Linked DNA regions of Homo sapiens: region 1 is linked to region 2. The links are chromatin contacts, found by Hi-C or POLR2A ChIA-PET in ENCODE. All regions are on one chromosome and are shown on one strand. The core of a region is the stretch at or near the end of the contact, and the rest is flanking DNA. Distances in the headings are between cores, read along the strand shown. Region 1 holds the start of RAPSN (receptor associated protein of the synapse). Region 2 holds the start of NR1H3 (nuclear receptor subfamily 1 group H member 3).

The links. A loop is a pair of places that touch in the nucleus more often than their neighbours do. ChIA-PET counts read pairs that join two places held with the same protein, here RNA polymerase II (POLR2A). Pooled maps may share reads with other maps.
Region 1: a loop to region 2 is called in a map of mammary epithelial cell, with 8 times the contacts of the local background. The contact joins the promoter of RAPSN here to the promoter of NR1H3 in region 2. A Hi-C loop is called at or near these places in 2 of 168 maps with a recorded cell type or tissue (chondrocyte and mammary epithelial cell), 2 of 37 single-sample maps with no recorded cell type and 12 of 50 pooled maps. POLR2A ChIA-PET finds 5 or more read pairs at or near these places in 6 of 52 experiments (A549, B cell, GM12878 and 3 more).

What each region holds. Positions count from the first base shown.
Region 1 is chr11:47,447,886-47,450,674 of GRCh38, forward strand. It overlaps RAPSN (receptor associated protein of the synapse), which reads right to left and starts at 1,251. Exons shown (of 8, transcript NM_005055.5): 1 at 888-1,251; 2 at 1-265. The coding sequence starts at 1,079.
Region 2 is chr11:47,256,546-47,259,245 of GRCh38, forward strand. It overlaps NR1H3 (nuclear receptor subfamily 1 group H member 3), which reads left to right and starts at 1,451. Exons shown (of 10, transcript NM_005693.4): 1 at 1,451-1,584; 2 at 2,635-2,700. The coding sequence starts at 2,672.

The DNA.
Region 1 (2,789 bases), core at 1-2,500, 190 kb after region 2:
CATAGCGCAGGGCCTTCTCGAAGCTCTCCAGGGCCTTCTGGAAGACGCTGAGGCCCAGGAAGGCATTGCCCATGCTCAGGCTGACCTGGCCTCCGAGCTGGGCACCTGCCCTGGTACCAGGCAGCCCAAGGCAGGTCTTGCAGTAGGAGATGGTCTTGTGAAACTCGCACAGCTTCTCGTTGCTGCGTGCCAGGTTCAGGTAGCTCTCCAGGAGGAAGTCGGCATCCTCCAGCTCCCGGGCCGTGTCGATCTGGACCACAGCGAACTGCACACAGCGACGGTGGGCAGGTGGTGCTCAGCCTGGACTCTGAGCCTTGGACCCCAGCCTGCACTGCAGGCTCAGACCTGGAGGCCCCACACCCACCCCCCAGCCTCACACCCAAAGCAGCAGATCCCAAAGCTTCTTTTCAGACCCAGAGCTTCTACCCGCCAGCCTCAGCTACCTTCCCTACACCCCAGCCTCACCTCCCAAGCTCAGGCTTGCAGCCTTCACCTTCTATCCCAAGCCTCAGATCTGGAGTCTCCACCACCCACCCACCCCCAGCCGCAACCCTGGAGCCCACACCCCGCCAGGCTCAGACACAGAACACCAGACAGGAAGGCTGAAACCTACAATGGGCTTGAGACCCACAAACCCTCGACCCTGAGGCTGGAGAACCTCAGTCTCAGAGACTCGGGCACCACAGTTCAAGGCCACAGGCCTGAATCTGATGCCAAGACTCAGTATCTAAGACCCAGGGCCTTAGATATAAATTCAGAGCCTCGGGCCCTGGCTGCCAGCCTGTGGGACACAGGGGAGCCCGAGGAGGCCGAGAGGGGACTGGGGAGCCTGGGAGACATCCGGCCCCAGCCTGACCCTCGAACGCCCCCAGGCCGGGTACACCCACCTTCAGCATCTCCTTGTAGCGGCCCATCTCCGAGTGGGCTGTGACCAGGCAGCCCAGCACGCGGAAGCGCCCCATGAGGTCCGAGCTCTTCTCCAGCACCTTTGTCCACACCTGCAATGCCTTCTCTGTCTGGTTGGACTGGTACAGCTGGAGCCCCTTCTCGATCTGCTGCTTGGTCTGGTCCTGCCCCATCCTCCCCAAGCCCTGTGTCCCACGTGGGGTGATCCCTGGTGGCTCCGTGCCTCTAGGCACTCATGGGGCAGGAATCACAGTGCCAGCTGCCCCCCGAAACGTGGGAACAAAAGCAGCGTCGGGTGGGAGCCGGAATGGGGCCTGGATGGAGAGCAGGCGCCACCCTGGGAACAAAGCTGGTTCAGCCCGTCTGCAGCTGTCGCTGCCAGTTGGGGCCACATGGCCTCTGAGGAATGTCAGCAGCAAGGTCACGTGGGCCTCTGCTGCACCCACCCGCGAGCTGGGACGTGGCTTCCCTGAGCATACAGGCACCTTGCCACCTGGGCACCCCCTTGGGCGTCCCTTAGGCACCTCTGACACTGACCCTGACCGCCCTGGCAGCACGGGCCCTCCCAGCAGCCTTGCCAAGGGGCCAGCTCCAGCAAGTGGGCAGGCCTTGGGCTAGAGGTGCTCGGGGGAAGGAGAGCGAGGCTGGACCTGCAGGTCCGGGGAAGCCAGGTGAGCGCCCAGCCCTGCTTCTTCCCCATCAAGACACCCCTGACCGCAGCATCCCCTGGCTCTGTTCCTGAAATTCACTGAGCACCGTGGGTCACTCATCCAGGCCCAGGCTGACACCATTCACCAACTCTCACCTTAGAGAGTCTGGGAAAGACCTCCAGCTGGTGAGAGGCCTGAGCTCTAGCCTGGCTTCCTTCGAACTCTCAGTGGGACCCTAGCCAAGTGACCTGGCACCGTGGACTGAAGAGAGGAATGGTACCTGGCTCACTGGACTGCTATGAGAACTCAATGACGAAAGAGTTGAGAAGGACTTAGGACAGTGCCCGGCACAGGAAACCCCGCATGTGCTGCAAGAGGCTATTTTGCTCCATGGCAAATCCCCACCCGGGCCAGAACCCAGCCCTTGAAGTTTCAATGTCTCACTTCCAATCCCAACCCCGGGCTGAAAGGGTCCTCATAATGAGATTTAACACCAGATACTGTGGAGAAGGGCAAGGTCTTATGTAGTATTGGGGCCCCCGCTAGCAGGCCAGCTCATCCAGCCCCCCTTTCTCCTCTCTCTGCATGCCAGCCTTCTTCCTGCCCCAGGGCAAAAGTTTATCCTTTCTGGCTGGGCAATTCAGTGGTTTTTAGTATATTCACAGAGATGCACATTAATTGCCACTAATTCCAGAACATTTTAACCACCCCAAAAAGGAGACGCACACCCATCAGCAGTTACACCACTCCATTCCCCACCTTGATATGACTGAATCATGTCCCCCCGCAACCAAACGCATATGTTTAAGTCCTAACACTCAGTATCTCATAAGGTGACTGTCTTTGGAGACAGGGTCTTTAAAGGGTGATTAAGGTAAAATGAAGTCACATTGTACCTCATCCAGTTAAGACTGGTATCCCCCCCCCCTTTTTTTTGAGACAGGGTCTCACTCTGTCACCTAGGCTGGAGTGCAGTGGTGCAGTCACAGCTCACTGCAACCTCTACCTCCTAGGCTCAAGTGACCCTCCCACCTCAGTCTCCTGGGTAGCTGAGACCACAGCTGTCTAGTTTTTGTAGAGATGGGTTTCACCATGTTGCCCAGGCTGGTCTTGAACTCCTGGAGGTGGAGGTTTCAGTGAGCCGTGATTGTGCCACTGCACTCCAGCCTGAGCACCAGAGCAAGACCTTGTCTCAAAAAATAAATAAACAATAAATTTTTATTTTTAAAAATT
Region 2 (2,700 bases), core at 201-2,700:
GTGTGCCTGTAATCCTAGCACTTTGGAAGGCTGAGGTGGGAGGATGGCTTGAGCCCAGGAGTGTGAAGCCAGCCTGGGCAACATAGTGAGACCCTACCCCAAAAAAGGTAAAAAAAAAAAAAAAAAGGAATAATAAAAAAAATTGACTAGGGCTAATAAGTACGGGATAGACGAGAATAATATTTCTTTTTTTTTTTTTTTTGGGGACAGAGTCTCGCTCTGTCACTCAGGCAGGAGTGCAGTGGCGCAATCTCGGCTCACTGCAAGCTCTGCCTCCCGGGTTCACGCCATTCTTCTGTCTCAGCCTCCCGAGTAGCTGGAACTACAGGCGCCTGCCACCATGCCCGGCTAATTTTTTGTATTTTTAGGAGAGACGGGGTTTCACCGTGTTAGCCAGGATGGTCTCGATCTCCTGACCTCGTGATCCGCCTGCCTCGGCCTCCCAAAGTGCTGGGATTACAGGCGTGAGCCACCGCGCCCGGCCGAGAATATATTATATTTTTCTTGTTATTCATTCAACAAATAGGAACACAGTACCTACTCTGTTGCCACATCTATGCCAGCCCTGTTTCAGGGGTGTTGGGGGAGATGAAATCAATAAAATATGATGTCTACTTTCAGGGATGGATTTCATGCCCCAGGCAGCAGAGTAGGAAGAATGACTATAGTCTCAGTAGCTGCTGGTTGGAGCCTGCCATCACTTCAGATGGGGTTGTTCCCCAGAAGAGGCAACCCGCATACCTTCCCAGGTCCATCCTGGGCTGCCACCTGAGTTGCCTGTCTTCCTTCTGCCACCTCCACCCCTATCCCAGGCCTGCCACTGCTCATAGCAGATTTCCTATCAAAGGCTCTCCTGGCCTCCTCTCTTATCTGTGGCCCCCGCAGGGCACCCACTTTCAGAAACTCCCTGGAAGGCCCAGCACCTGCCTCTCTCCACCCCTGGATTTCTACCAGCTTGGCTGAGGCCTGGGGCTAGTGGGGAGAGCTTCTTGGCCTCTTCCCAGAGGCAAGGGAGGAGGAGGGAGGCTGGGAAAGCCGCTGGGGCTCAGTGTCGCAATTCCGGGCCGTGCTGGGACCTTTGCTCCACGAGGTGCCTATGGAGGGGAGGGAACACGATTCTGGAGGCTGCTGGGATTGGGGTGGGGGTTCCTGGGAGGCAGTCCTTTTGCAAGAGCTGCTAAGAGCGCTGGGTAAGGAGAGGAAGGGGAGAGACATGGAACTTGGCTGGTCTGCAGGGAAATGCCACTGTTTTGGCCGGGAGTAGGGGGCGGGAGTGGCGGGAGAGGGGGTGGCCGGCTGGGGAGGAGCCAGCCTGGTGGAGAAGCTGCCCTGTGGGCGGGGGTGAGGAGGGGAGGGCTGTGGTCACCAGGCAGGAAGGAGGGGTGGCCTGACCCCTCGGCAGTCCCTCCCCTCAGCCTTTCCCCAAATTGCTACTTCTCTGGGGCTCCAGGTCCTGCTTGTGCTCAGCTCCAGCTCACTGGCTGGCCACCGAGACTTCTGGACAGGAAACTGCACCATCCTCTTCTCCCAGCAAGGGGGCTCCAGAGACTGCCCACCCAGGAAGTCTGGTGGCCTGGGGATTTGGTGGGTCTGCTCCTTAGCAGTGGCCTGGGGCTCTGTGTGTGTATCTGGGGTGGGGTCGGGGAATGTCCTAAGGATCTGAGAAGGGGGTTTCTGGGGAGAAGTGAGGGGTGATGGTGATGGAAGCTTGGGACAGGAGCAGGACTCTGGGTCCCAGAATAACTCATGAGGGGCTCAGGGGAGGAGGTCCTCTATGTGAATTGGGGAGATTCTTGGAGACAGGTTTGTGCTGGGACCCTGGAAAGTGGCACGAGCGAGGTTCTCTAATAAGCAGCGTGTTTCACTGGGTGGAGTGAGCTGTCCTCAGTGTTGGAGTGAGGGGGAAGGGGCCCAAGAGAAGCAGGGCAGATGCACCCAAACATTCCCTGCTGGCCTGGAGGGGACTTTGGGGGAGAAAAGCCGGCACGGTGGCTGGGAGCCCAGACTTTGGAGTCAGAGGAGGGTTGGAGTCTTGACTCTACCGCCGCCTAACTGTGTGACCATAGTTACTTAATCTCTTTGAACCTCAGTTTGCTTATCTGTAAAATGAGTTTAAGAATAGTCCTGAGCCAGGAGCAGTAGCGTGCGCCCATAATCTCAGATACTCAGGAAGCTGAAACCTGATTGCTTCAGCCCAGTAGTTTGAGGCGATAGTGTCCTATTATTGCACCTGTGAATAGCACTGAGTTCCAGCCTGGGCAACATAGAGAGACCCCATCTCAAAAAAAAAATTAATAGTTTTGACCTCAGAGGGATATTATGAGGAAAGCACATAAAGCCTTATAACAGGCTGGGCGCAGTGGCTTACTCCAATAATCCCCACACTTTGGGAGGCCCAGGTGAGAGGATCACTTGAGCCCAGGAATTCCTAGACTAGCCTGGGCAAAATAGGGAGAACCTGTCTCTAAAAAACATAATAGTAATATAATAAAGCCTTAGTACAGGCTAATATATGGCAAGTAAATGTTAGCTGATATTGTTGATATTGATAAAAGGGAGGATCAGGTGGAGAAGGGAGCTGAGGCCAGAAAGGAGCCCAGTTCTAGAAGAGTATAATCTGGGTCCTTCCTGCAGGACAGTGCCTTGGTAATGACCAGGGCTCCAGGAAGAGATGTCCTTGTGGCTGGGGGCCCCTGTGCC